Linked DNA regions of Homo sapiens: region 1 is linked to region 2. A link is a loop called in an ENCODE intact Hi-C map of the cell type or tissue named here. Cell type or tissue: Calu3. All regions are shown on one strand. Links, peaks and the distances in the headings refer to the core of each region. The heading gives the core; the rest is flanking DNA.

Evidence for each region. Hi-C counts contacts between places; a loop is a spot of excess contacts. Peaks named below come from ENCODE experiments on the same cell type or tissue, not always from the same donor. Only the 100,000 strongest peaks of a DNase experiment are listed, where the experiment ranks them.
Region 1: a loop joins it to region 2, with 2.4 times the contacts of the local background. A loop is called at or near these places in 1 of 110 quality-filtered maps.

The regions. Positions count from the first base shown.
Region 1 is chrX:116,351,445-116,368,027 of GRCh38, reverse strand. No RefSeq gene overlaps it. Among named protein-coding and RNA genes, the nearest start is that of SLC6A14, 77 kb to the left of the region's middle. In Calu3, for the core only: no CTCF peak of the experiment used is centred there; no DNase peak of the experiment used is centred there.
Region 2 is chrX:116,272,477-116,289,059 of GRCh38, reverse strand. No RefSeq gene overlaps it. Among named protein-coding and RNA genes, the nearest start is that of AGTR2, 110 kb to the right of the region's middle. RefSeq lists an enhancer at 16,069-16,583. In Calu3, for the core only: no CTCF peak of the experiment used is centred there; a DNase peak (open chromatin) is centred at 7,749.

The DNA of each region.
Region 1 (16,583 bases), core at 5,808-13,807, 77 kb before region 2:
TCCCTAGCTCCCTCTTCTCTGTAGCAGTGCTGCAGATATGTGGTAATCATTGACATTTACTGTACCCTAGATTTTATGTGTTGAGTTATTGTTTTGATACAGGTCTAAAGTGTCCTTGAACCAAGACTGCATCTGAACACAGATACAGACAAAAGGATGAACATTCAAGCAGTAACTAGGCATTTCCACATGTGGTAAACAGGTTTTAAAGAGCCACTTACTCCTGCCTGCTGTATTGCAAGTTGGCTTCTCTGAGGCCAATTTGAAAATTAGTGTAGGCTAGTGTAGTGAGGCTAAGCCCTTTGTGTCTAAGGAATCCATTTTAATTTCCATAACAGTGGCAACTCTAAAATGAGGCAAAATTGTTACTTGAATTGAATCTCGTTAAAAACTCATTACATCCATAGATACATAGGCCCTCACTTGAGATAGGAGTTGTGACTATTTTGCACAGTATGATGTTCCTCATTTGGTGTGCAGGTTCCTCAAGCATTGAAAGGCAGTGCAATGTAGTGATTAAGGGCACAGTAATGTGTACTTACAGAGACTACAGCCACTTCTATATGCATGAACTTGGAAAATGTACATGACTTCTCTGAGCCACAGTTTCCTCTCAGTAAAAAAAAAGGGAGGTGATAGTGACATCTATCTGATAAAATCGTTGTGAAGGTTTAAAGCAAAATACTCAAAGACCCACAAACAGTACCTAACACATAGCAGAAGCTCAGTTAATGGTAGCCATAAACGATTTTGAATCAGCAATGTGGTAAACGTTTCAAGAAGGAAATTAAAGTGGGAAGAAATAGCCCTATCTTACTTGTTTATACTTGGTCAAATATTTTACTATTGTTTCAAATTAAACAGACTTATTGAGATAACTCTGGCCATTGAAATGGAATCACTTTCAGTAATCAAAAACCTTAAGGAAAAAACACATTATTCTTCTTAGACAAATACAAGCCTCTAAAAAAAAAAAGAAAGAAAAGAAAAAAAACTCTATTTCAGATCAGCAGAGTCCTTAGCCAGCACTGAGTTATTTTTAAAGTTCAGTTTAAATGAACTAACATCTGAACTGTTCATATAAACCCACTATTTGAAAACATACCCAGTGAAACAATAAGATGGAGCTATTTTCCATGTTGTAACATGTTCAAGGTTGATATGCTCATTTAGCCCAGCTACTTACCTTGCTTCAGTTTTAACCTTCTGTTGAAAGGAGTTAGAATGGGCCATCTAGGATAGGTCTATTGGAGCACCAGCTTAGAGGGGTGCTATTAAGGCTTCACATCCAAAAGGTTGGACTCATATCAGGGTATCTTACTTGAGATGGTCAGTAGTAGAAAAATAAAAACAAAAACATAAGGTGACTATGAACCATAGTTCTTCAGGAGCTCTGAAACAAACTTAGAGACATTCAAGATTGTTAAGTTCAAAGGGCTGAGAACTAGGGAAAATGCCAGGGATCAACAGGCACAAAAAGACTAGATCAAAATTGGGAAGATGATAAGATAATTGGGAAAAAATTTAGCCATTATAAATACATAAATAAATAAAACCTATTTGAAACAGGACACTTGGTGAGATTTGCTTATTTAAAGATAAAAGTTTGGGATAGATGCCTTCTGAGAAGTTTCTACTCTAAGACGATAAAAGGGCTGTGGCCAGCATGCCTACCTAGCCATACAATTAGCTCAACTGTCTAGAGTGAGATTAATATCAGACTTGATTCTTACCTAATAAATGATTTCCTAAAGTTGTTGATACTAATTGAGCACACATTATATGACAGGAAAATGATGTACATTATCCCATTTGGTCCCTACAGTAACCCATTGGGTGTGTACTATTATACCAGCATTTTAGAGGTAAGGAAACTAAGGATAAGACAAGTTAAATAAGTTGTCTAAGATCAAATGGGAATAAGTGGAAAGTCAGGATTTGACGTTGATTTCTCTGACCTCAATGTCCCCATGCTTAGCTATTATGTATAGTTTTTCTTTGATTCACAGATTGGAAGTATAGCCCATGGTGAGCTGCCTTATAAATATGTAGCATTAGCCATAACAAGATCTGAATGTGGGTGACCCAAAGCAAATCTATCACCACCCAAGGATAAAAACACAATAATTAAGGCCAGGTCCTGATGATGGCCTTCTTAGTGGGCGCACGTCCTTTTGGCTGCCAAATTTCACAACAGAATGCCAACAGTAAATTGTCATTTAAAGATCTATTTAATTGGTAATTTGGAATAGGTACCAATTAACCAACATCTATTAAACCCAACATCTATTAAAATCTCAGTGGAGAGAAAATATATTTATGGAAGTTGATGTGCTTTTTTATAAAGGCATTGGGATTTTGAAGTTGTTTTATTATGTTTTGTTTTTGTAAGAGGAGATTGAAGAGATATTTCTCCCTGATCTTACTATCAGGAATAGTGGTGCTTCTCCAGGTAATATTAGTTAGATGTTATGTATTTATTTTTGTTTTATGGCAAGTGGGTGATGGTGACGCACTGTGGACCAAGTACCTAAATGGTTGACTACATATTAGAACTACCTGGGGAGATTTTTAAAAATACCCCCAAAGATTCTGATACATTCTGTCTAATTTGAGCATGGGAATCAACATTTTAGGTTTCCCCAGGTAATTCTAATGCACAACCAGAGTTGATTACCACTGATGCAGCTGATCAAGTTTAGATATTCCTTCTTTGCAAAAATGCTGAGAATGCTTAGTGTCAAAGCTGTGGTCCGCCCATCACCAGTGTGTAAGGACTTTGTGGTATGCATTATTTTTAACTTCATTCCTGGCTCAATTTTTTATTTTTTTAATTTAATTTTATTTTATTTTAAGTTCCAGGACATATGTGCAGGACGTGCAGGTTTGTTACATAGGCAAACGTGTGCCATGGTGGTTTGCTGCACCTGTCAAACCATCACTTATGTGTTAAGCCCCACGAGCATTAGCTATACTTATCCTGATGCTCTTTTCCTCCCCACCCCCTACCCCCAACAGGCCCCAGTGTGAGTTGTTCCCCTCCCTGTGTCCATGTGTTTTTATTGTTCAGCTCCCACTTATAAAAGTGAGAACATGCGGTGTTTAGATTTCTGTTCCTGTGTTAGTTTGCTGAGGATAATGACTTCCAGCTTCATCCATATCCCTACAAAGGACATGATCTCGTTCCTTTTTATGGCTGCATAGAATTCCACGGTGTGTATGTACCGCGTTTTCTTTATCCAGTCTATCATTGATGAGCATTTGGGTTGATTCTATGCCTTTCTATTGTGAATAGTGCTGCAATTAACATACATGTGTGCTTGTTTCTTTATAATGGAATGATTTATATTCTTTTGGGTACATACCCAGTAATGAGATTGCTGGGTCAAATGTTATTTCTGGTTCTAGGTCTTTGAGGAATCGCCATACTGTCTTCCAGAATGGTTGAACTTATTTACATTCCCACCAACAGTGTAAAAGCATTCCTATTTCTCCACAGCCTCACCTTCCAGGCTCAATTTTATGTCCCCACCCTTGTCTTCTCCTTTTTAGCTTCTCAACTACTAACTAGAACTTGTTATATGTCAATATATATGGTTCAATGTAAATTAAATTTTTGGAACATGCTAATATATACCGTCAATATATTGTATTGAAAAATAACGATGTTAGCAAGTTATAAAATATAGTTTAAGGAAGCTATTTCTATCAGTTCACTCTCATTTTTTGCAAATTTTAAGGATACGAGTTTCTACCCTTCCCTTTTGCACTATTGATGTTCCAGGTAATGAAAGTCTAAATAAATCTAAATATCACTGGCTCTGTTCACTCTTGATTAACTTTCTGTTATCCAATAACACATAAAGAGCCACACAGATCATTTAAATATGTCATAGTGTATTACACTAAACATTAGATTAAAAAAAAAGACAAAATTTTGACTCTGTGCTAACTACCTAGTTCTGTGATCTTTGACAAGTCAATTAACATCTCTGGACCTCAGGGTTTTTTGTGGTTTTTTTTACCCTAAAAAACACTGAAAAGTAATGAGAATTGGATTAAATTATTATTTCTCTACCACCTCTGAAATCTATGGTATTATACCTGACTTTGGCATTTTGGTTTTTTAAACTTTTTCCTCTTAAATTACAATTAATAAGATCAGAACATCTATAATGACAACCTTAGAGCTACTATTCTTATCAAACAACATACATGGTTACATTTTTAAACTTCTTGTTAAAATTCAAAGCCAAATGTTTAGTGTATTGAATTAATTACTCAGAGCCCAGTCAGAAGACAATTACCATTAAAAAAATGTGTTAGAGAAGTGAAAAGGCAAAAGAGGACACTGAGGTATCACAGATATGGTAACCTCAGGAAGCAGCCAATGCCTCCTAGGGCTGGGAGAACTATTAAGCCAGGGAGGCTTAACAGAGGATTCCTTGATGAGAAAACTCTAGCAATATTTTGAAGGAACAAGACCTGGTAAGATAGCGGGATGGAATAATTATTTGTAGTAAATACATCTCTTGCTCTCCACTTCCATTGCTACCACCCTAGTCAATGTCACTATCCTTTCTTGCTTAAGTTAAAAAGCAGCCTCCTACCTGGTATCCCTCCTTGCACATTTGCCACAAGCAAACCATGCTTTATTCATGATCCCAAATCATATTTTTAAAAAGAAAACATCACATTATGCTCCTTTGCTGCTTGAAACTCTAGAATGGCTTCCCTCTGCACCTGGAAAACAAAGTACAAATTCTTTTATGTGGCCTACAAGGGACTATGTGACCCTACTCATGCCTATCTTTCCAGCCTAATTTCACAGCATGTTCTCCCTTAATCTCTGCATTCCTACCATATTGACCTATTTTTCACCTCAGATCTGCTGTATTCATTCTGTTATGGGGCTTTGCACATGTTGTCCCTACTCTATGGAATAATTCCCTTTCTTTCTTTTTTCTGGATAACTCTTATCCTTTAGATCTTAAACCAAATGTCAATTCTTCAGCAAAGCCTTCTCAGATTAGGTCAGGTTTCTCTCCTGTGTGCTCTCAGGACACCAAAGCACACTTTACTCATGATGTGCACCACTGTTTGTAACCATACACTTATTTAACTAAGTCTGTCTCACCCATTAGGTTGCAACCTCCTCGAGGGCTGAATCTTTTCCATCATGTTCAGTATTATATCATCATGTCTTGCATGAAGCACAAAGCAGACAATCATCACATATTTTTAAATGAATAAATTAATGGATTATAAGACTTAGAAAGCATATTAGTGGTTGCCAAGGTATAAGGGGAAAGGAAAGTAGGGAGTGACTGCTAATAGGGATAGAGTTTCTTTATAAGTTGATGTTCTAAAATTAGAGAGTTGTAATAGTTGTACAAGTATGTGAATAAATTAAAAATTACTGAATTGTACATTTTAAAAGGGTGAATTTTATGGTGTATAAATTATATCTCAATAAAGCTATTATAGAAATGAAAAAATAAATTATTTGATGACTTTCAGGACAATAACTGGGTCTTATCATTCTCCAGTGCTCAACACAGTAGTAGACACTTAATAGGTAGGACTTAATAAATGTTTGTTAGAATATCAATGGACCTTGAAATAAGAAGCAGTTGGATAATTTTCCTAGTTATCCAGTTGTTAGAGGTCACCATAAATGTGTGTCTTGAAGCCTCTTCATTGATTTTTGGGGAGGTGAGAAAATTATTGCTCAGTGGAACAGGTCTTATATGCATGTCTAGAAGTCCACAAATTGGGCAAGAAATTCTAGTCAATAAAAGTCCACTCCAACATCATTATTCCCAACCCATAACCATATTTTTTTGTCTGTGTCCAGGGGCACAAAAAAAAATGCTTATACTACAAAGCAACTTTTATTCTTGCAGTAAAAATCATGGAGATCGTATGCTGCTTATTTATAAATTCCTATATAATTTATTATTTTTCCATATAAGCAAAATCTAAAAGCTGGATTTATTAGTTAGCATCAACTTGTGATTGAGACCACATGGTCGAATCCATTTGTCAGTGTGCCCTCTTCCCAGGATCCCTTGCAATACTTCATGTAGATTCCAGTCGCTTTGTATTAAAAAAACAAAGATGCAGACAATCTTAGAATACCTGGATTGTGCCAGAGTGCTGAGATATCTTTATATATAAACCTAATTATATACGGATCACTAAAAGTGATCACAACAAAATTAATTCACACTAGTTATAATATTCATCTTTAAATGAGTACTCACTCTATGCCAGGAACTATGTTAAGTGTTTTGCAATTATCATATTTAATCCTTGCAATAGTTCTGTGGGGTAGGATTATCTACTTAGATTCATTTTTACATACACCTGAAGCTTAGAGATATTAAGGCATTTCCCCAAAGTCACAACTCAAACTGCTTTACTAGTTAAAAACACAAAAAGAGAGTGTTACAGCTAGCTGATTTACTGGTCATTTGCTCACGGTTCTTTTTTTTTTTTTTAGTAACATAGCTCCTGCTTGCCTCACCTTTCTTCCTTCAATTATTCCAATCCATAAAACAATTATTACTTTTGCCTCTCCTTGTCATTGCTCTGGGAATGAACTTCCCATATGATATGGTCTGACAGTGTTTTCACCCAAATCTCATCTTGAATTGTAGTTCCCATAACCCCCACGTGTCATGGGAGGGACCACGTGCAGATAAATTGAATCAGGGGGGTGGTTTCTGCCATGCTGTTCTTGTGATAGTGAGTGAGTTCTCACAAGATCTGATGTTTCTATAAGGGACTTCCCCCTTATAAAATGAGTGCCCTTCACTGGGGACTCATTCTTCTCTCTCCTGCTGCCTTGTGAAGAAGGATGTGTTTGCTTCCCCTTCCACCATGATTGTAAGTTTCCTGAAGCCTCCCTAGCCACGTGGAACTGTGAGTCAATTAAACCTCTTTCCTTTGTAAATTACCCAGTCTTGAGTATGTCCTTATAGCAGCATGAGAATGGACTAATACACCATATAAATGACTATACCAAATAATTATTCTGAATCCTTCAGAGACATGATCTCATCATGAATGGATTTTAATTTCATGTTTTTGTCCTAGCAAGACAGTAGATAACATGTAATATTTGTGTCTCCTTCACAGCAAACACTTTAGAAAAGACAGAGAGTAGTGTGGCTCAATGGAAAAAGCCAATGTCTGGGGTTCTAGTTCCCAGTCTTCCACAAACTAGCTATGTCATCTTAGGGAAACCACTTAACCTCTCAGCTCCTCAATTTCAGATTTGAATAAGTTGAATCTCTTCTAACTCTAAATACCTCTGGCTATATGGTGTTTTTCTGTAACTGAAGCCCAGCTTTGAAATTCAAGAAATGAGATATAAAATAAAATAATTGTCCTTCATAAAAAAGAATGAGATCATGTCCTTTGCGGGAGTGTGGATGGAGCTGGAGGCTATTATCCTTAGCAAATTACCTCAGGAACAGAAAACCAAATACTGCATGTTCTCACTTATAAGTGAGACCTAAATGCTAAGAACTTATGAACACAAAGAAGGAAACCACAGAAACTGGGATCTATTTGAAGGGGGAGAATGGGAGGAGAGAGAGGAGCAGAAAAGATAATTATTAGGTAATGAGCTTAGTACCTGGGTGATAAAATAATATGTATAACAAACCCCCATGACACGTTTATATATGTAACAAATCATCACATGTATGCCCAAATCTAAAATAATTTTTAAGAAATCATTGTCCTCTTATTCTGACCACTGAGTAAGTAAAAAAACTAACCATATTTTTTCCATGGCAATCTACGCAGCTTATTGAAGAGCTAATATTCAGAAATAATAGCATCCCAATATAATAATAAAAATAATCCTTTCTCTCTTATTATAATCATGACATGATGAACAGTAATTACTTGGTGGGCATAGAGGATGGGAGTCATATATCAAGACACAGTCCAGTACATAATAGTTTTGTAATAAATCCTTGTTGAACTAATAAATGGATATTACTGAATCCTCCTAGCACATGTTTCCTTCTCATCCCCAATTGATCTAAATGTTATATGTTGCTTCCAAATTTTGGCTGTTGTAAACAGTGCTGCAACAAACATGGGAGTGCCGATATCGCTCCAATATACTGATTTCCTTTCTTTTGAGTATATACCCAGCAGTGGGATTGCTTGATCATATGGCAGCTCAATTTTTAGATTTTGAGGAACCTCCAGACTGTTCTTCATAGTGGTTGTACTAATTTACATTCTCACCAACAGTGTACAAGTGTTGCCTTTTCTCACCAGCATTTGTTATTACCTGTCTTTTGAATATAAGGATGTTAACTGGGGTGAGATAACATCACATTGTGGTTTTGATTTGCATTTCTCAGATGACCAGTGATGTTGAGCACGTTTTGATGTACCTGTTTGCCATTTGTATGTCTTCTTTTGAGAAATATATATTCAAATCTTTTGCCCATTTATTGACTGGATTATAGATGTTTTCCTATAGAGTCATTTGAGCTCCTTATATATTCTGATTGTTAATCCCTTGTCAGATGTGTAGTTTGAAAATATTTTCTCCCATTCTGTGGGCTGTCTCTTCACTTTTATGGATTGTTTCCTTTGTTGTGCAGATTAATGAATAAAGAAATTATAGTACTTATACACAATGGAGTACTATTCACCCATAAAAAAGAATGAGATACTGTCATTTGCAACAACATGAATTTAACTGGAGGTCACTATGCTATGTGAAATAAGCCAGGTACAGAATGTTCTTACTTATTTGTGGGATCTAAAAATCAAAACAATTGAACTCATGTACATAAAGAGTAGAAGGATGGTTACCAGAGACTGGAGAAAGGTAGTGGGGAGGTGTGAGGGGGACGTGGGGATGGTTAATGGTACAAAAGATACTTAGAAATAATCAATAAGACCTAGTAATTAATAGCACAAGAGGGTTACTATAGTCAATAATAACTTAACTGTACATTTTTAAATAACTTAAAGAGTGTAACTGGATTGTTTGTAACTCAAAGGATAAATGCTTGAGGGGCTTAACACCCCATTCTCCATGATGTGCTTATTTCATATTGGATGCCTGTATGAAACCATGTAATGTATCTGAGAAATATATGTATCTACTATGTACTCACAAAAATTAAAATTAAAAATTAAAAAAAGTCATATGTTCTTCAAATTCAAATTTAATAACTTTTGGACTTCTATTTGAACGGGCATTCTCAAATATGAGAAAAGCTGCATACTTCTGACAGTTGCCTATGTCTCTATTCTAGATAAGTTTTATAAATCCGTGGTGTATTCAAGTTAGGAGGTGTTTAATCTTAAGAAACAAAGAAAAATTGAGCCTGAATAAACATGATATAATTTCCACAAAAATAAGTCAATGTCTGTATTATTCAACATTATATCCCCATTTCTAAGCATAATACCTGGAACTTGGTGGATTTTTGATAAATATTTACTGAGCAGTTATGTGCAATACAGATATGTCATCTATTTCTCCGCTGATTATCAGGATTGATTTGGGATGTATTGGTAACAGGAATATTTGAATCAAATAAGAGAAATGCATCTTACTTTAAATAATTGGACACAGCTATTCTATATTATAGAGAGGGATCAGCAAACTTTTTCTGTAAGGAGCCAGATAGTAAATATTTTCATCTCTATGTCAGTATAGTCTGTCTCAATGATGCAACTCTACCATTATAGCACTGAAGCAGCCATAAACAATATATAAAAAATGGCTGTGATTGTGTTTCAATTAGACTTTATTTACGAAAACAAAGGGAAGTCTGTATTTGGCCTGTGGTCAGTAGTTTGCTGATCCCTGTTATAGAGGAATTTGTGAAAGATCTGTAATGTTATAAGTTAATTTATTTCATCTAGACAAGTGGTTGTCAATATTTCGGTCTCAGGACCTCTTTATACTTTAAAAATTATTGAGAACTCTAAAATGCTCTTTTGGTTTTATGTGGTTTATATCTATAAATATTTGCCATATTAGAAATTTAAACTCGGAAATTTTCAAAAGATATTTATTTCTTAATTCACTTAAAAAATAAACCTATTAATATAAATTACTTTTTCATGAAATGTGACTATACTTTAAAAACTGAAAAAAGTGGAAAGAATGACATTGTTTCACATTTTTGCTACTCTTTTTTATATAGACAGCTGGATTTTTGTATCAGCTGTTGCATTCAATCAGTTGTTTGGTTGAAGTATATGAAGAAAATTCAGCCTCACATAGATATGTATGTGGAAAAGGAATGACATTGCAGATCCCCTGAAAAGGCTTCAGAGACCCCCATGCCTTCTCAGAACACAATGTGAAAACTGCTGTTTTAAACCTATGAAGTGGCAAATGGAAGAATAAGTAAACAAGTGGCTTTGAATGCAATAGTGTTTTGGCTACAATAATGCTACTTATAAGGAGTCTGTTATTTCCCAACTGCATCCTTATCTCTCACTTCCTCAGTCACTCCAAAACTAATATTGGCACACCTCACTTGGTAGCATTACTTCAAGGCTTTTCTCCCACAGTACAATCGCCCTCTGTGATTACCTGATAGAAAGCAGAAGACAGTGCTCCAAACCAGTCGTTGTTAGAGACTTTGACTAACATATAAGGAGAGAAAAAAAAAAATTAAACAGTTAACTAGAGCTCAGAAAAGCCTGGAGTTTAGGGGGAAGAGGAGTAGAGTGCAAATGTGCATTTATTGCTAGCAGCCTGTGATTTGTTTTATAAATGTGAGCTTGTAACAACCACAAGAGAGGGGTGTTGTTATACTAATTTTTCAGAGTAGGGAACGGATACTCTGAGAGTTTATCTTCCTTGCCAAAAGTTATACAGTTCTTCTTAAGGCCAGAACTTGTTGTTTTATCTTCTATAACACACTGATACAGGTATTCAGTCAATGTTTGTAAAACAGAAAAGTCACGCTTTCGAGGTTAGGAAATTGAGTACCATAGAATTTCAGGTGGTTTGGGAGAAGTGGGATTTCTAAATGCTGAATAACTGGAATTAAGAAAAATGGGCTAATTAGATCAAGATATAAGCACCTATACAGTGAGGACATTGGACCAAATGATCTTTCATATTCTCTTCTTATTCTAATATTCTATAAGTCAGGAAGTTATAAATCTGATGTATATATAAAGTATCTGACCAAGGACTCTTTTTATATGCACCACTAAGGTGGAAGCCAATATTAGTCCTGAGTCCATAGCTATAAACTGTTATATAGATAAAGTTGCTTAGAAAATGAAAGAAAGGAATTATCATTTATTGGTAAAAGGTGAAAGATTTATGCGATATGAAGAGAAACTAGAGTAATTATCATTTATTGGATGACTAAGGTGTGCTACGCACACTATGCTTGGTACTGCTTTCTGTCATTAGTTTAGCAGGGAGAGAGAAAAGTAGCTATAGATCCTGGCTTCTTATTGACAAGATTTTACTGAGCACCTACTATGTTCAGAGAGTTTTGAATATGTGCTAAGGAGATTGAAAAGGTCAGAAGCATAAAAAATAAAAATGTGATTAATGACTTTCTGTCTGTCATTATGTTAATTTTGTATGCCCCTTTGTACTTTATGAAGAAGCTTTGTAAATATTCATTCGGGATAGACTAGAAATCCATATACTAATAGAATTGACAGGAAATAATATAAAAGTAAGTGGTGGACTGAATTCATGTATGAGATAGAGAGAAATGAATGAAAAAGTGTCAGTAAGTAGGGACAGGAAATAATTAAATTCAGCAATGCTCAGAAGAGACAGTCAGAGACTGTATGAACGTAGAAAAAAGGTCTCAGTTTCCTCACCAATAAAATGATTTCACACATAATTTTATTTATATAATTTTAAGATATCTTCTAGAGAGGGGCTAAACTTCATAAAATATGTTACATATCTATAATGTATTGACTTGTTCATATCATATTTCATTGAATCTAAACAGACATTGATTCTAAAACACATTATCATTCAAAGTGCCACTAAGAAAGAAAGGAAAAACACTTCCAATTGTAGTTGTAAGACACCACTAATTATAAGGTCCATTCTAATATAAAAGCTATTAAAATCTAAAAAATACGCATTTCAGAATTGATGAAATATGGCAATAAAAACAAAGAAATTTATAATTCAGGGATGAACTAATTTCCCATCTGTATTTGTTAAGTGATAGGCTATCGCTGAAAACTCTGGGGTCAAGAAAGAGAATTGAAAAGCAGTGGCATTGTTCACCATGCTATACCTTAGAGAGGCTCTTAAAACTATGGGTTGTCATTGTAGGGCACAATAGTAAAAAAAGAGAAGAAAGAAGAAACAAACACGGCACTGTGCTAGGCCACTTGCAAACCTAATTTTATTTGTTCCTCCTTATAACTCTAAGAAGTCATTATTATTATGAAGCTATTTGGACTTTTGGAAATAGTGTGGGATTTGTATTCAGGAAGACATGGATTGAAATCCTGAATCTACCATGTGCTGTGTGATCTTGGACAAGATACACAACATATTCTATGTGGTAAAATATAGAAAATAGTATAAAGAGAAAATGAGTTTCAGAAGGAAGGAAGGAAGGAAAGAAGGAAGGAAGGAAGGAGGAGTCCATTAAAATGAAAATAACACTGAAAAAAATTAATCTATTAAAGAACAAAGATCTTCACATTGGGTTAAAAATCAAAATAAGACAGTGACAAAAAAGATGAGCAAATAATTTTTAGATAAAATTATTTACTGTGTTTTAAGCAGCATGCAAAACACTTTATATGATGTATACACAATGTACATTAAACTCTGCGGCCTTCATAACCTTCAAACATAACATGAGCTGGGCTCAATTTAATAATGAGTTAGAAAAAGATTATGTAATTTGCCCAATGCTACAAAACAGTACATGGTAGAATCAGATTTTTAAATCACGTCTCTCAAATGCACAAGAAATAAACAAGGCTGGGTGTGGTTGCTCTTGCCTGTAATCTCGGCACTTTGGGAGACCAAGGAAAGAGGATTGCTTGAGGCCAGGAATTTGAGTCCAGCCTTGGCAACACAGCGGGACCCTGTCTCTACAAAAAATTTTTAAAAATTCGCCAGTGTGATGTATTGTGCCTGTAGTTTGAGCTACTCATGAGGCTGAGGCTGGGGAATCACTTGAGTCCAGGGGCTCAAGGCTGCCATGAGCTATGACAACTGCACTGTAGCCTAGGCAACATGGTGAGAGTCTGTCTCATAAAAAAAAAGAATTAAACAAGAGTAAATAATATAAATAAGAACACTAATAAGATTATTTATTAGATATAGAACATTGTACCTTACAGAATAAAAGTGCAACTTCTTTCTGATTGATTAGACTATGACTATTTTCCTAAAACACAAAATATACAGATCACATTATCTGACCACAAAGCAATAAAAATGAAAATAAACAAAAATTCTAGAAAATTGAATTATGAAAATAATAAACTTTTAAATAACTTATTGCTCAAAGGGGAAAAGAAAAAATACTACTTACAAGCTATACTTACAATAATTTATATTTATAAATGCTCTTTGTATTAACTATTAAGAGTAACAACATATTACCTAGACCCGAACTCAAAAGAGCAAACAAAAGACAAAACAGATCCAAGGAAAACAGAAATACTTAGAAAAGATTAAATCATAAACATATGATTTAGAGAGCAGAAAAAAACAATAAGTACTATAATATGTAGTTCTGTGAAAATTCCAGTAAAATGTATAATGCTCTCGCTAGCCTAGTCAAGTATATTATACAAAAATATCAAATATGCAAAGTAAGGAATGAGAAAAGGAATATACACATAGCTATGTAGGCAATTAAAAAGCAAAAGATAAAACTTCTAGGAAAAATAACAAGTGCACAAGGAAGAAAAGTTTAAGTCCTATTAAAAACATAAAAATAACTTAATCAATATATACCTTGTTTGTGGATAAATATAAATAAATTTAACGATATGTCTTGTTTATGAACAGGAAATAAAATCTCCTAAAAGAATCTCAATACAAATACTGAGAGCATATTTTTGGAACTAGGTAAGCTGGTTCTGCAGGTTAAAAAAAAGTACATGATTATACCCAAGAAAATACCCAGGATAGTAAAGGCTAAACTTACCTTATCTAAAATGTATCATAAAGCTACAGTAATTAAAACATTTTTATACTGTGATTAAGGGACGGACACAGTGGTGAAACACAAGAGAGGGTACAGAAATAAATGTAAATGGCATAGGTATTTAGTCTCGGACATGTTAATTAAAATCAGTGGATAAATGGTGGAATGTCAAATAAATTATGTTGGAAGAGCTGACTGCCTTTGTGAGAAAAAATACAGCTATGTATTTAACAAGTGTCTTACGCCAAAATAAATACCAAATGGATCAAAAATGTAAATGTCAATGTAAAACTCAAAATGTATATACCATAATCAAAAATAAAGGTCAAATTACAGAATGGAGGAAATAAGTGATATTCATGACAGATAAAATATTTTAATTAAAAAAATAGAAAAAGGGGAATATATGTGGACAGGTAGTTGATTTTTTAAAATAATAAATAATATTTAAAGATCATTCGCCTCATGTCAGGGATCTTCTAAGAATTTTACATATGCATGATTAATTTCTTCTATTCTTAAACTACCCTTTGAGGTGTATATTATAATTTTTCCAATTGTAAAGATGAAGAAACTAAGGCATGGATGGAGAAGTTAAGTAATGTTTTCCAGCTTCATCGGGGAGTTAAGATATGATATGCTTTTAGCCAACATACTATATTGCTTCTCGTGGTTTATAACTGTTAAGTGATATTAAGCTTCACCCACAATCAAAGAAAGGTGAATTTAAATAAATAATTTTTCATATTTGCAAGGATTAAAATGTTTGAGAAATATAGTGTTGGTGAGGGTGTGAGGGAACAAGTATGTTCATACCATCTGTCTGAGGCACAATACAACTTTACAGAGTTTATAGAGAAAACAGCTATTGGGCAGGTCCAAACCAGAAGTGCTTCAGGGTCTCTGCTGAGAGAACACAAAGGGAAAATTTTAAAAGATAAACATAAACTAAAGCAAAGAAAATATTTGATTCATTAGTTTTACAGTTGCCTTATTTGGCCTCTACTGCTGTAAAGTTCCCTTAGATAGGTTTGTTGTAGACTTCTGATTGGTAGAGCTTAGGTTTCATTTTTCTTTGATATAGGCCATCATAAGAAATTGTCCAAGTTCCTCTTACATTTGTGAATCAAGCAAGGTTAGGATCACTGATGAGACCTAACTAGCTTTGTCTATGTAGGGATTTTTTAGGCCTGGACTCCATTTTAATTTACTTTAACAAAACTTATTAGGATTTTGAAATTGTTACTTTGGAAGGCAGGCATTATATATCAACATTTAAACTTCACAGATTCCTTGACCCAGAAGTTTCACTAAAAATTTCACTCTAGGAATTTATCCTAGAGAAGTGAGGCCTTGCCATAAACAAATTTAAACTACAGCATTTCAATTCCCCAACTTCCCTTTACTAGACCAAAATTGAGTTTGCCCTCTCTAGCTCCAGGAAAAGGGAAGCCACAACTAAAATGCAAAGAGAAACAAAATTAATTAATTCCTGTAATTTTAACTTTCAGGGGCCCAGGTCACAGCAATTTAAGGGATTTTAAAGGATAATTTTGCCCAAATATAATTTTACCTTAAGTGCTGACATTAGAACATAGGAACCAACCCCTCCACAATATGATGAGACACCAATGTACTGTGCAATAAATTTTAAAATCATATCATAATTAATTATTTTTCTTAACACAATTTAAACTGCTAAAATAAATTGAAAACAAATTTTTAGAAACCTGAATATAAAATAATAAGAGAAGCAAAAAATAATTATCAGAAAACTACCCCCTATAAAGTACTAAGTTCTGATGTTCCTGGCCTTGGACCACATGATTGCCTAGACAGAATTTCCCATACCTCCTACCATGGTTAGGGTACCAGCCCATTCTCACCCTGCTGTGAAGAAGTACCTGAGACTGGGTAATTTATAAAGAAAAGAGGTTTAATTGACTCACAGTTCTACATGGCTGGGTCAGCCTCAGGAAACTTACAATCACGGTGGAAGGTGAAGGGGAAGAAAGTACCTTCTTCACAAGGTGGCAGGAGAGACAGAGCACACAGGGAAAACTGCCACTTTTAAACCATCTGATCTCATGAGAACTCCCTTAATATCACCAGAAGGGTATGGAGGAAACTGCCTCCACGATCCAATCACCTCCCACCAGGTCCCTCTGACGTGGGGATTATGGGGGTTACAATTCAAGATGAGATTTGGGTGGGGACACAAAACCAAACAATATCATTCCATCCCTGGCCCCTCCAAAATCTCATGTCCTTTTCATATTTCAAAACCAATCACGCCTTCCCAACAGTCCCCCAAAACCTTAACTCATTGCAGCATTAACTCTAAAGCCTAAGTCCAAAGTCTCATCTGAGACAAGGCAAATCCCTTCTGCCTATGAGCCTGCAAAACCAAAA
Region 2 (16,583 bases), core at 3,556-11,555:
CATTTATGGATATTTACATTTTTAAAAGTATATTAAGACACTGAAATCTTTAGATTTTTGTGCTAGATCATAGGGCAAGAAATTGGGGTATAATGGTAGATCTTCAGCACCTATTAAATTAAAACTAGAAAATGACTTAAATGGAAAGACAGCACAATGTAATGGAAAACACAGGGGTTTAGAACTGGAAGGCCTAGGTTTGAATCCTAGCTCATTCATGTAACATCTCCTAATTTGTTAAATGGGTGACTACTACTACTACTACTACTACTACTAACAATAATTGGAAACAAATTTGCTAAAGCATAAAAATGCAGGGAGATTTCTGCCTCTGCTTATGATGAAGTAGCTAATGCCAAACATGCTCTCCCACTATTAGAAAAGCCACAAAGTTGGACATGATGTAAAAAAAAATGTTTTAAGATACTGAACAATAGGTAGTACAGGACTTTGGTCACCAAGAAAAAAGAAACATACAAAGTGAGCCCTATATTCATGTCAGTTCTATGACTTGGAAAAATTTCTTGAGAAAGACATAAGAAAGTAGAACTCAAACAGACCAAGACAGTCCTGCTGAGCTGAGAAGATAAATATTAAAGTTCACGGTAGGATATTGGAGAGGAGGGAGCTATGCAGAAGGGTTCACAGGTATCTCTGTTTGAGTTTCCCATAAGTCACTGGCCAAGGTTTAGGATATAGATGTGTGGGGCACGACTGTGTGAGACCTAGCAACAAGAAATTGTCATGGATTTGAGAGTTGAACAGAGATTCTAGAGGTTGCACAGTGCTAAAAAATATCAGAGTGGCACTGTAGCCAGAGTGACAAGACCCCAATCCAATTCCTAGCATTCAGCTAAGGCAACAGAAAGGCCATGCATTAAAAAAGGGTCCATGCTGTAGGGTTACAGCTACTCTATAAACACACCCTAAGAAAGCCTATAACCAAGCCTCCACAAAACCAAGTAGAACTGCCAGCAAATTAACTGACTGCTACAACAAAATGAAACATTATTTAAAGGAAGAGAATATGCAAAATTGATTTCTTACAATGTATTATCCAAAATATCTAGCAACACAAATAGCTTAATATGCAAAGAAGGAAATGTTACCCTAAATCAAGAAAAAAAGCAATCAATATTAAAATATCTCTGTATACTCTGATTTTGGGATTAACAGATAAGGGTTTTTAAGCAGCTGTTAAATTATATTCAAACATATAAAGAAAAATATGATTTTAATAAGAGAATAAATAGAAAAATCTCAGCAGAAAAATAAAAACAATAAAGAAGAAACTAATTTAAAAATCTATAAATTAAAAGTTAAATATCTGAAATAAAACTACTTATTGGAAGAGCCTGACAGCAAACTGGAGTTAGAAGAAAAAGGGGTCAGTGAATTTCAATACAAATTTATACAAATTACCCAATCTGAAAAACAAAGAAAAAGATTTGAAAATAATTAAGAGCCTCAATGACCTGTGAGATAATGCAAAGCTCTCAAACATGCATGTAATTGGACCCCCAGAGGCAAGGAGAGAGAGAATTAGGCAGAAAGTTATTTGAAAAATAATGCTCAAAATGTCTTAAATTTGGTGAATAACAATAACCTATATATCCAGGAGCTCAGCAAACTCCAGTAGGCTAAGTATAAAGAAAACCACACTCAGGCACATCATAGTCAAATATCTAAAAACAGACAGAAATTAAAAAAAAAAAAAATAGCAAAGACCCCCTCAAGGATCTAGAATCAGAAATACCATTTGACCCAGCATTCCCATTACTGGATATATACCCAAAGGATTATAAATCATTCTACTATAAAGACACATGCACACGTATGTTAACTACAGCACTATTTACAATAGCAAAGACTTGGAACCAACCCAAATGTCCATCAATGATAGACTGGATAAAGAAAATGTGGCACATATACACCATGGAATACTATGCAGCCATAAAAAAGGATGAGTTCATGTCCTTTGCAGGGACATGGATGAAGCTGGAAACCACATTTTCTTCCAATAAAAGACTTGCATTTTTATTTTCTTATTGGTATATTTTGAACATTAGAAAATATTCATAATGCATATATCTGACTAAGTACTGACATTCAAAATATATAAAGAACTCTTACAACTCAATATTAAGAAGATAAACAACCTAATAAAAGTGGGGTGGGGATTGCACAAGACTTTTGAACACTTTATAAAAGAAGATATATGTATGACCAATGAGCACATGAAAAGAAGCTCAACATCTTCAGCCTTCAAATAAATATAAATTAAAACTAAAATGAGATAAAAATGTATGCTTACCAGAATGGCTAAAAATAAAAAGTGTTGGGGTACAGAAAATAATTCCCCAAAATATGGCTCTTTAGGACGCTAAGCACTTTGAAAGTGGAAAGGTCTCAGAAATAAGCCTCAGAACCAAGGGCTCTCTCTGACCTTCCCTTGCCTTTCTGTCTCTCTGATCCTCTTTCCAGAAGCACTGGGGGAGACTCTCTCTGAAATTTCCTTATCTAAGAAAGCTTATTTCCAAAAAGAAATGCATTATGTATTAAGACTACCTCTCTAGGAATCTCATCAAATAACCAGGAAAGGTCAACCACAGAGAAGAGAAGAAACTGGGGGTCATCATCACACTGAGATAAATGTTTCATCTGTCTTTCTGAGGGCAGCTCTAAGAGATTTCCTAGAGGGGAGGGGGGCTTTATCTGCATAAAAAGACAATCTTTGTTCCTATGTAATTCTGCCCCTAACCTTGTCCATCTAGCTTCCAAATAGAATCATGTACAAAATAATGTCTGTCTCCTGAGTCCATACATCTCTCCCATATAAAGACAGTATTTAAGCCTCAACCATAGGGCCCCTCTGTAAGTCTCATATTTTGTGTATCGCTTCTGTGTTTAGGCATGTTAATAAATGTGTATGCCTTTTTCTCCTATTAATCTGCCTTTTGTCAGTTCATTTTCAGTGAATCTTCAGTGGGCAGAGAGAAAGCTTTCTCTCAACCCCTACAAAAGAGTGACACTATCAAGTTGTAAAGTAAATATAAAATCTTAAGCCCCCCACTGACTGAACAGACACGCTCTTGGCCAAGGGGACCCCAGAAAAACCATAAAACCTGAATTCCCAGCCATGATGGGTTTTGGAGTTTAGGCACAATTGACTAGCATTAATAAAATTAGTAAAAATGGAGATCATAAGACTAAATGGACTCTTTGTGACAATAAAATACCAAATTATAAACAGGACCTAAGGCCATGCCAGACAATGATTAAGTCACATACCCCTACAGGTCACTCTGACCCAGTGTATTGGTTAACAGAATTACTTATCTTAAAACATTCCTTTCTGCTGACTCCAAATTTTTAGACAAAGCTTTACTCCTTTAACCAACTGCAAATTAAATAATTTCTTAATCCACCTATAACCTGCAGGCCATTGCTTCAAGATATCCCACCTTTTGGGGCAAAACCAACATATACCTTCCATGTATTGATTTATGACTTTCCCTGTAACTCCTCCCTCCCTAAAATGTATAAAGCCAAACTGTAATCTAACTTCTGCAGATGCACTTTCTCAGGATCTCTTCAGACTGTGTTCCTCGGGACATAGTCATTCATATTGACTCAAACCTCTTTAAAATATTTTGGAGTCTGGTTTTTTCATCAACAAAGTGAAGATGTGAAGCAACTAGAACTCTTGTACATTGTAGATAAGAGTGGTACAACCTCTTTGAACTATGCAAAATGGTACAACCTCTTAGGAGAAAAGTTTTTTTTTTCAATTTTTTTAATCAAGCTAATTACACATCTACCCTATGACTTCAGCAATTTTATATCTGGATATTTTGTGTACAACGACAAAAAGACTTGCATTTGTTCATTTGTTCATAGCAGTCTTATTTATAATAACTAAAACCTGGAAACAACTCAAATGTCTATCAATATAAAATTGATAAATTATGTCATATTCTATAAAGAAATACAGATTAGTAAGCAAAAAAAAAATAAATTACTGATATACACAATAACATAAATGAATCTCCAGACTCCAAATTAAACAAAGTAAATGCTGTATGATTTCATATATATAAAGGAGTTCTAAAACAGAATAAATTATTTTGTAATAATAGAAAGAGAGTAGCGGTTGTTCAAAGATGGGAGTTACGGTGGGAATTTGACTTCAAAGGGGTAGGAGGGCACTTTCCAGGATGATATTATGATTCATTTCTTGAGAGGAGCTAAAACTACTCAGGCGTATACATTTGTCAAGATTAATTGAACTGTACACTTAAAATGGATGCTTTTTTCTCCATATAATTTTTACCTCAATAAAGTTGATTTAAAAAAGAAAGCAGAGCATTCCAGGTTGAGAAATATGTGCTCTCTTCTCTCTTCCCTGAAGCAGCATGAGCTCATTTTCAGGCTGAAAAGTGATGGCTTTATTTGTAAACAAATGTCAACTTTACCTTGCCAAAAAGGAAGTACTATGCCCTCAAGGTACTTGAAGGGTGGGGTGAATGTGTGTCAGTCAGAAAAGGAGCAATGGATTATTAAGAACGCAGAGGAGGAAAAAAAAAACAGAGTGGTTTGGTAAAGATTTGAAGAGGTACTTTATGCATTGCAGAAAATATTACAAACCTATAAGGGGGTATGCCTGTGTCTGATCCATTAAGAAGATAATCTAAGGGTGTGGATAGGTAGGAAAAGATCAGAACGAAGTAGTTAGCACTGATGAAGAAAATTTGTTTGCTGTGAAGCACCCTGGATATCAAGCTGGAGCCATCTCACCGAATGCGTGCTCAAAAATTGGCCTTAAGCTCAAATTTGTATAAAACTTTTTAAAAATTTTTCATTTTTGGGGGTACGTAGTAGGTATATATATATAGGTGTATATGTATAGGATAGGTGTGTATATAAGGTGTGTATATATATATATATCCACCACCTTATATACGCACCTATACATATACACCTATATATATACACCTATATATATATATATATACACACACACATATATATATAGGTATATACCTGTATGTATATATATAGATGTGTATATATATATATATATAAAAAAAACCTGTGTGTGTGTATATATATATATATAGGTGCATATATATAGGTATATACCTATATATACACATATGTATATATAGGTGTGTGTATATATATATGTATATACACATATATGCACCTATATATATACTTGTATATATATATAGGTATGTGTATATATATAGGTGTGTGTATATATATAGTTGTGTGTATATATATATACAGGTTTATATATATCTATAGGTGTGTATATATAGGTATATACACACCTATATATACACACCTATATATATACACCTATATATATATACAGGTGTGTGTGTGTGTATATATATATATACCAGTATATACCTATATATATACATCTATTATATATATATATAGGTATATACATATATATATGTATATACCTACTACATACAGGCAAAAATGAATATATATATATGGTACATAAAATATTTGATACAGGCATACAATGTGTAATTATCACACCAGGGTAAATGGGGTATATATCACCTCAAGCATTTATCCTTCCTTTGTGTTACAAACAATCCAATTATACTTTTATAGTCATTTTTAAATGTATAATAAATTATTGTTGACTGTAGTCATAATGTATAAACGTTTTAAATAGGTACCTGAAGCACAAAAGCCCCTTGTCAAGACCTGTGTATCTTTTCTTGAGGTAAATTACAATGGATTTACTGACTGAGAGCTTGAGGCGAATCCCTCTGATATGTCTGGCCTAGTGCAAAGACAGGGCTGCTCTTAGAATATGGTGTTCAGAAACAGAAAATGCAGAATTCTTTTGACCCAGTGCGAATCACAAACCTCCTATTTGGAGCATCCCTCAGCCTAAATAAATAAAGAGCCAGTCACCCTCTAATTATTCCAACTGAGTTATCCTGTCTTGTAAATCACCCTCTTCTTTTCTAGATATCTACTCTAATGGTTGGTTAGTTTCTTGTTCCCAAGACCTGAATTAAATGAAAAGACCACAAAATTCCATTGGCAACTTATTAGCTATTTCTTTATAGTGTCTCCAGAAATCTTGGGAGAGGTATTGAAATATGATGGGAAAAGAGACTAAAACATCTGGTTCAAGTAAGATTTTGAAATTTTCTGGCTTTCTATTACACTCAAACTTCCTGGCCTCTATTTCTACATACAATTAGCAATTTAACTGAATGAGTTCTTTTGTTTTCTTTCTTCCCAAGAAACTAGTAATAATATTTGACAGTATAGCAATATACTGGGGCAGTGTAAGTCACAGTAAAGAGCTTCAGCTGGAGCTATGCTGACTTGGGTTTAGACTCTGACTTTTCAACTCTGCCATTCACACCAGCTCTTCAACTTAAATCAATTAATGTCTCTGAGCCTGTTTTCTCATCTCTAATATGGGAAAAATAATACTTAGCTCAAATGGTTGTTATGCCTATTAAATGAGGTAACATTTGCCAAATGTATGAAACAGCGCCTGTCATAGGGTAAGTACTGGGCATTGTAAGCTATTGTTATTTATTATAAGTTCTCACCCTTCTTGGATTCCTGAAAGCACTTTATCCTATTATCTTATTTCATCTTATTCTATCCACTCTCTTCCTGAAAGTAGAGACTCCCCTCTCTCATCTAAATCACTTATCACAGAGTATTACAATAGTAAGTCTTCAACAAATGGTTATTCTTCTTATCTTTATTAAATTGGATTTCTGAACATGTGGTAGAAAACAGACATTAAGATGTTAGTGGTCCAGAGGTACCACGTCTAACCATTTTTCTTTCAAGTGAGAATTTTGAAATCTCAGATATCTATTTGAGGACCAAGTCAAAGACCCAGAGTCTTAACTCAGAATATAGGCCCCAAAGTAGACATTCTCTGTGTTTGGACTGCGTAACTCTGTTTGAGCTTTGATGAATGATGGGCAAGAGAAGGGCCTTATCTCTGATTTTATCTCAAATCAAATTTTCATGTTAATCCTTGTTGATCTCTCTCATTGAGAATAATATTATCTCTTTGTTGACATCTTATTCTTTGCCTTACCTAATCACGTCTCAACCTGTTCCTTCACTCTTGAGTACCCCTCTACACCTCATTCCTAGCATCTGTCATCTTCCCTAACAACAGATACCCCTCTCTCTACATCAAATCATGATTTTCATTCTTTCTAAATTTCCCACATCTAACATCTTTCCTGTCCAAATCCTACCATGGCCAGTTGAAGTCTCCTGTGGACTCTGGATCATGCTAGATTCTAGATAAATTATGACAGAAGAAACGTCTAAGAATGTCCTTGTCTACAAAAGGCTTATGGTTTATTTAGGGAAATATGACAAACATGAAAAAGGAATTTCATAGGGAACTGTTTCAGCATATTATGTGTACAGGATACTTTACCAGACCTCAGAGATACAGATAGTCTAGGAGCTCTTGTTGCCTGCTCCCTCAGTGAGGAGACAAAATAAATATTAGAAAAAAAAATCAAAGCATCATCACTTACATTGTGTCAAATATAGAGAAGTATGAAAATGGATCAGAGTGTAAGAACAATTGTGAAAAGTAACTGATCAGGGAATACTTCTTAGAGGAAGTGGAACATAATCTGAACTCTAAAGAGGCTATACTTTAGGGAAATGCAAGGAGGAGGGTGTGTAGGGCATTCCAGACTGGGGAGCAGTGTGAACAAAGGTGTGGTGTCCAGGATGTTTGTAGGTTGTTTAGAAACAATGAGCATTCTGTTGAGCAGCTATTGTGAGGTAAGATTTTACAAGGCCTTGAATGCTAATTTAAGGAATGTGTATTTGATCATGTGGCTGTGTTTCACAAAGCCCTAGGACTCCTCAGAAGAGATCTCACATTCAAACACAGAGAATTAGGCCTGGCGTGGTGGCTCACACCTGTAATCCTAGCATTTTGGGAGGCCAAGGCTGGTGGATCATGAGGTGAGGAGTTCAAGACCAGCCTGGCCAACATGGTGAAACCCCCCCTGTACTGAAAATACAAAAATTAGTTGGGTGTGGTGGCACACATCTGTAATCCCAGCTACTTGGGAGGCTGAGGCAGGAGAATCACTTGAACCCGGGAGGTGGAGGTTGCAGTGAGCCGAGATCAGGACGCCAATGCATTCCAGCCTGGGCGACAGAGCAAGACTCTGTGTCTCAAAACAAACAAACGAACAAACAAACAAGAAACAGAATTGGTGCAGGTGAAGAGGGGAGAGCGAATTGAGTAAGGAGGCTGAGCAGGTGGGAATCTAGGACTTCCATTTTCACTTCAGCCAAACTGATCTTACTTTTTCTGTTTGATATGTTAAAAGATCATGTGAGATTTTATTTGGAAGAAAGTCATCCCCTGGTTAAAAAATTGAAAATCTCTGCTCTAGATATAATAAAAGCCATTAAAGAATTTTGAGCATAGAATATTAGAATTAGCACAATAGAGAGTTTATCTCATCCAGTATGTAAACAAAGCAGTAATCCTTTTTAAACATCCTTGATGTTCTTTCCTTAAACATAATTCCTGTGATAGAAAAACCACAACTTTTCATGACAACGCATTCCACCATTGGATACCTCTAACTCAGAAGATCTAAACATAGAATCCACAGATCCCTTAGAGGTACCATAAACTTTGACTGAAAAAAATATTATACCTTTATTTAATTTCTAACTTAAATTCGATATTTCTCTGACTATGAATGTAGGCAACAAAACTTAATCATATTATCAATACCTAAAAAACAGATATTTTATACCACTTTAAAATTATCACTCTGTCTTGCATCATGTATGTGAACTAAATAAATAAATAAATAAAATTATCGTAGGTATCTTCAATTTTTTTGAAATTTTAAAAATTATATTTAAATACAAATTATTTCCTGTGTAATCCTATGCATTTTATTTTATGCATTTAAAAACATTCTGAGGAAAGTTCATAGGCTTTACCAGATTTCCAAAAGGGTTCAAGGCACAAAAGAATGTTATGAAACTGTGCCTTATGTTTATAATTTTTTCTGTTAATTCAGAATTTTTATTCTAACATCTGTTCTTAAACATTTCTCCTCTACAACTACATAGACTAAGTCTAATACTACTTCCATGTGATAGTCTATCAAATATTGGAAGACAACTATCACATGTCTATAGGATTTCCTTCTCAAACTAATCATCCCACATTTCTTCATCTGTCCCTCAAAAGATATGTCAATGGGTCCTCTCATTATTCTGACCAGCTTTTACAACATGTTCCACTTGACCTATTTTCTTCACGTATTCTGCTTAAAGTATGGTGGCTACATCTGAGCAAACATCTAGAAAGGGAAGTTTTAGAGACAGGACTTCAAGTCTGTCTCAATAGTTTCAGTAATTCCTGTTCCACAAGTCATAATTACTTGAGTCCATGGACTGAGGTATAACCAATGTGGTCATTTACTCTTCTGGCTTAGGAACACCCTGGGACTCAGAAGAGGTGAGTTCATTTAAGGCAGTATACTAAAGTGGTTAAATGGGGCTAGACAGGTCTGGGTTTGTATCCTATTTCTACTGAATACTAGCTGAGTGACTTGGGGAAAGATCACTTGATTTCTGAAACTCATTTTTTTCTATTGTAAAATGGACGAAATAATAGTACCTACTTCAAAAATTTGTGTTGATTAAATGAAGTGACTAATGTAAAGTGCTTAGCACAGTGTCTGGTATATGCCTATTAATGTCAAACAAAGTAAGACAAGCATTACCCTCCTTTTTTATCAAATATTGGGCCCTGGGCACCCCTTCCTAATCTCCATATTACCATGATTCAACTCACTGAAGCTATGTATCAATGTACATCTCCTCTTCTCCCCCATAGTGGATTCCTAGAAAAGTTATCAGAAGTTGAATAAAAGAAGAAGGAGGAAGAGAAAGTCTTTTAAAATAGGAAATGGAGTGGGTAAGATAAGCTATGTACACATATTTTCAGCCTGTATAACTTCACGGTAACAAGTTTCCTAAGTTCAAATTCCACGATACAAAGTAATAGACCTTTTCATTTGCTTAAAGCTTCCTTCAGACTTAATAAAATGTTTCTGTGCTAGACGGCCACAGAGTTTGCCTGAAAATTCTTAATTTCTTGGGTTTATTCTGTATGATTGACATACATGACTTTGGTTATTTCCACATACAGGCTTTGCTTTTCCAAACAGAACAGTGACAATCATTTTATTCTCTCCCTGTGTTGCATTATTTTCCACAATGCCTAACACAGTGCTGAGGGCAGTGTCCACATTCAGTAAAACTTTTAATAACCCTTATTATCAAACAATCAAAAATTTAATGTCTCCTCTGGGCCAAGGCTTGGTTAGATGTTGAGGTGAGGGTGGGGTGGGAACCACATGGGTGGCAAATAGTTAAGTATCAGAGAGTCCCTAACCTCCAAAATACTTGGAGTTTCACTGTAGAAATAAATAAGGCAAATATAAAAAATAAATACTATACATATTATAGGCAAATTTCTTCAAATGTGAATTATTTTCTGTGGATTTTCTCTTGAAGTCCTAAAACATAAGTCAAATTCTAACTAAAGTAATTACCCTTCCATCTCTTCTTTTTTCTCTCTCCTCCTTCTGACCTCATGTTACCCAAATTACCATATTGCTGTAATATAGCTTAAAATAAAAATCTGTAGGGTGTATAACCCGCAGATCTCATTCCCTTCCTACCCCTATTGGAACATGTATCCCTCTTCATGTGTGGAACACAGTGAGATACTTGGGAAAAAAAAGCAAATTGCAGGATTTAAAATTTTACTCTAGTGTATTTTAAAAACGATTTGTCTTTTAAAATAGCTCTATTAATTCAACATATGAATCTGATACTTCTGGAGGAGACTTATTGGAGCCTTTGAAATCTCATCATTAAGGCACTTCCTTCTCTGGTAGAGCTATTCCAATTTTCTTTCCTCAGCTGTGTCTTACTTGAGAATTATTAGCTGGGGCTATCTTTAGTCTTCCATAGAGGGTTGCGTCATTAAGCACAACATAAGACTGTGCAAACCTAGGCATTTATCCGTAAAACTTTGGAGTATTAGATGTTAAATAAATGGTTGTTAAATGTAGAATAAAGGACATGAGCTGTTATACATGAACACAATAAGCCTTTAGCAAACACAACTACCAGAATACATAAATGAACACATAAATGACTAAAGGGGAGCCTTGAAAGTTACATGTTACCCAGTGAGGTTTAAGAGGCATTTGGTATGTCTCTTCTAATCACTCAGGGATGGCTTCTTGAAGAAGACAGGCCTCACGGGAGCTGCACATTTAAAGACTGAAGAGTCCTGAGAATATTCCAGATGTAGTACAGCTTGGGAAGGAGACTCAGGGGTGAAAGTAACATATTTGGATTTAGGAAAAAAAAAAAAAAAGATCAGTTTGCCAAGCATGATTTTCCCCTCGGTGTTCAAAGTAAAAAAAGGAAATGCAATCCATATGGTTTGGATTTATTTATGCTCAATTATGAAGAGCTTTAAGACATTCTCTAACCTCTCAAGTTTTTAAGCCCCTTTTCTCCCTGAAGAACAGGAAGTCTTAATTTTCCTAGCTTAAGGGAACTTGAAAACTAAACGATTTATGTTGGATTTAAACATGCGAGTTCATGAGTTTAAAGTCAGACAGATTTGGTATAATCCAATGTCCTAACTGTTGCCAGTGAGATATTTCTCTACTCTATGTGATATCTTTCAGAGCAACTCGATTTTATTTTGTCTTTAAATGGAGGAGAGCATATTTTGAAATAAGAAAATACAGGAGGTTCAGAATTTATAGCTGGGTTACTGATGGCTCTAGCCCAGTTGTAGATCTGAACAAATCACCTCCATATGCTAGCTATAGCCCTGTTCCCTTTTTCATTTTACATCTGCAGGGAGAAAAAAAATCTCAGAATATGTTAGTAAACAAGCATACCATTTGATTTTCAAGCCGAATGTAATCATTTTGATCCAAAAATATAACTTCCACACAAGGCTAGCTTATTTTACTGGCTTTCCCCTGGCATGCACAATTTTTAAATGTTTTTTTCTTTTTATCACTAAGCTAAATCTTTCTGTTAGAGATCATACGAAGGGTACTACTTTAAGGGATAATAAAGAGGGCAGGGTTAATCAAAGTGGATAATTAGACTAGTGATGGCAACACAACTACATGGTTTAGTTTGTTTTGTTATTGCTGCAACAGTTTACCCTAGATTTTGAGCTTTAGCTATGCCATCCCATTCTGCCCCTCATCCTAATCTCTAAAGAGATAGTCAGCATTCTAATTTACTCATGCATTTCCTCAATTTCCTATTCTGTTATGACTTTCTAATGTGAAATTTGCAGCCAGCAACAGGCTAACCAAACATGAGTAGTTGTGACCATGGGATATATGATGGCCTATTCTTTGTGTACAAAACATACCACTGACAAAGTGACACTTTCACATTCTCCACTGATTTCTCAGTCACTCTTAGGTTCAAAACAACAACAAAAAATGTTATTTTAATCTCAAGTTTCAAGCCCCTGTGTGGTCTGACTCCAAACAGAAAATTTTTCCCTTTTCCACTAGAGCAGCTGGGTCCAACTGTTCTGGCTGGTATCATTCCACCCGTCTAGAAATAAACAGTAAGGAGGCTTAGATGTAGGTCTCTTGGCACCCAGATATTCTCTATCATAAACAGGACTATTGCCATAGTTCACTGTGAATGCTATCTGCTTACATTGGCTAAAGTGACTGTTTCTTAGTACAATCATAGTGGTGCTTTGTCAGTTAGCCTGGGGTAGGGTAGGGGGATTGTGTTATGGAGTCAGAGACCACAGATTGTGTTATGGAGTCAGATAGAGACCACAGTATTAAAAGAAAGTTAACTAGATTGGTGGCTTTGCACAGGACCACGGTGAGTTGTAATAATATCCAATGCAAATATAAGTATATAAAGCATTGTTAAAACATGACTTAATTCATCTATTCCTAGGAACAACACTTTAAGGTAGATCCTGTTCTAATCTCCAACTTGACAATGAGAAAATAGAAGCCGAGAGAGGTTTAGTCACTTGCTCAGGGTTATATTGTTAGTAAGGTCTATATGAGAATCAAGCCCAGGTCTCCAACTCCAAGTCCAGTGTTCTTTGTTTTAGTCTACAAGATGCCTGCAGTGGAATAAATGTAATGTCCAGAGTATTTTGAGGGATCATACAATGAAAAGTAGATGATTTTATTCCTTTTTCAACTCATTTCTTTCAGGACATGGTTCTCTTTTGCTCAGTGTAAGTTTTCTTTCTTTAGTGAAATAGTCCACACTTTTAGACCATTCACACTTTTGGAACAAATGCTTACCAAAAGTCATATATCTGTTTATTTCATTACTCATCTATGGATAAAATTTAGCTCAAAAATATCAGGTTGTGTAAGAGGAAGATAAATGAGCGGCAGCAACCACAAGTCCTGAATATCACTATTTAATATGCCATTGTAGGAGTCTTTATCATGTATCCCAAAGAAAAATGATTATAGAAAAAGAAATGCAAAAGAGGGTATTTGGAACCTCATATCTCTTTACTTCAGCTCCCAGATCTTCAGAACACCACCCTCCCACCTTGGCCCCAATAGCGACCTTGACGGGAGAGGAAAGGGACAAAGAAACTTCAGATGGGGTTCTCAAGGATGATCTAGTTCAACTCAATCTTTTAAATTAGATGAGGGAGTGTGGTATAATGGTTAAAACACAGGCTCTATTTGTCAATTATACCTTAATAAAGCTGGGGGAAAATTTCTAAACACAGGTTCCAGAATCAGATAGACCTGAGTTTAAGTCCAGTCCTCTAGCACTTCCCAGGTGTACAGGCTTCAACAAGTTTCTTAACTTCTCTGAGCTATGACTGTCTAATATATAAAATAAGGATAATGTAACTATCTCATAGAGTGTTTGTAAGCATTGAATAATGTAAGTATTTGTAAGTATTACATATATGCATGTGTGTATTTATATATGTGATGAGGAAAAGTAGTCTGTGTTGAGCTTAAATACAGATTGAGGCAAACAATCACCCACACTCTCCTTATATAAGATTAGTATAGGAGGGAACCAGTTTTGTCATAATACTACATCCCTCATCCCTCTATTGTTTTTAAATAAAAAGGAAAAAATGAAGCTATCCATCAGGTAAAGCAATGGTCCGTGTTGGCCTGATGCTTTATGAAGTTTTGGGAGGTAGGTATGGAGGCACCTTAACACCAGTTTTTGAGCAAAAGTTCTAGAAGCTGGTTTAGAACTGCACAGCTATGGATACACCTGATGAAAACTGCAAAAGGCGATGACAGGCCCCAAAATATGACCAGCAACCCCATGAGCCCTTGGGGCATCCAAAGGAATTTGAAAATTATACCCCATTCAGATGAACAATAAAAGCCAATGTACTGGAATTCTCTTTGTTCTGCCTGGCATTTGGGGGTGTCCAAGGACCTGTGTTTTCAACAAAGATGACTTTATGACCGTTCTAAGGATTGAACAGATTCCTGCACAGGATGCCAGGTTTTAAGTTAGGTCCTCTTAATATAAGCTCTCTTTTCTTAATGTAAACCTATTGGCATTGCCATTTCTAAAAATCTAGTAGGTTTCTGGATATTGTGAAGATACTGAGTACATATACAATTGTGTAAATTTCATAGTGTTTTATTTTGAGGTGAGAGTTTTGTTATAGTTTATAAAAGATATTTTCCTATTCAGACCTCAGGGCTATTTTGGGACCTACAAATAAATGGGATTCCCAGCAGCCTCAATTTTTGATATTCAAAAAGTTAATAATCTTTAAGTTAAATATGATGTGATATTATTCAGCAAAAAAGAATGATTTTCCCTTTTAACTTCTAACAAATCGTGTATCTAATATTTAAAAGATATGGAAAAAATGTGATAATGTAATAGTGTGGGATAATTATGGCTAAAGAATAAAAAATCACTTCCTAAATAAAACACACACACACACACACACACGAAGAATAGTATAGGAGGCCTCGAGGATATAATATGTTTAGATAAATATTGGGATATATATAGTGCAAAAAAAGGAGCTTTCTGGGCTTCTGCATTGTTGAGACTATTATTCCAATATGTTGATTATTTATAGAATCTTACATTAAGAAAGAAACTTTCCAGAACATTTAAATTTATTCCTTCTCAAGAAAGAACCATATCTAAAACAGGCCAAATGCCTGAGGATAGTTGAACAACAGGTTATTTGGCTGCAACTCCAAGGTCAGTCTAGCTCTGATGGGCCCTTTAAATAAGGAAATATAATGATTTATTTATTTAAACAGCATTCCTGATTATCTGCTTTGTGTGCAGTGCTAAAGCAACAAGGTGGGGAGTAGGGGGGCCATAGTTCTTATGTCCATGAAACTCACATACAGGTTGCAGAAACATATATATAAACAGACATTTATAATGCAGTGTGGAAAGTATTATAATGCAGATACATATAAAAAGGGAACAAATAATAATGGATGGTACATTAGGGAAGGATTCAATGAGAAGGTTAGGTTTGAGTTAAGTCATACAAGATGTAGAAAAGTTCACCAACTATGGGCCAAAAGAGGGTAGGAAGACACTCCAGGCAGAAGGAATGACATGTGCAGTGAAAGATATACATACAGAACACTTTTGGATCTACACATATTTTAGGGTGGTTGGAGCTTAGAGAATGGGAGGAGATGAAACTCAAGAGCTAAGCAGGAGGCAAATTATGAAGAGATTTTTAAGGCATGGTAAATGGGTGAAACATTATCCTAAGGACATAGTAAGCCATTGAAGAGTTTTAAACAGGTGTGTGGCACAATCAGATTTCTGTTTCAGATAGATCATGTTGCAGTATGAAGAATGGACTTTAACAAGTAAAAGACTGAGCCAGGGGAACCAGTTAGGAGGATGTTGCAATAATATTGGCTTGAGATGATGGTACTCTGGACTAACATACTATCAGGGTACATGTAGTAAAACATAAAGCACAGCCCAGGTGCAAAGGCTTCTTATCTTATTCAAAAGACAGAAAGGTGCTAGGGAAGTAGTTCTCAGGAAGTACAGCAGCAAAATTTCATAGCCTTCACTGTAGATATGAATGTAAATCACATCAATTTTTCTAGACTTCCTTGAATACACAGAAAAGGTAGATTACTGGGGCCCTTTACTTTTTGGTTTATTAAACATGATTGTTACTGTATTTCTTCCCTAAAGTACAGATACTTCAGGTTACAGAACTGGACAAAAAAGCAAGACAGGATTAAAGTGCCATTGATTCTCACTTGCCTTTTGTCAAGCCATTGTATTTAGCTTCTCACCTTTTAATATGGCTTACACAACAGAGTTAAAGGAGTGGAGACTTTCACATTCTTCCCTTGGGAAGCGCCCTTCATTCATCTACTATTGACGTCAAGAGTTAAGGATGCAAGATGAATCAAACCACAAGCATTTCCTGAATTCCTCTTGCGTGCCCAGCCCTGCATCAG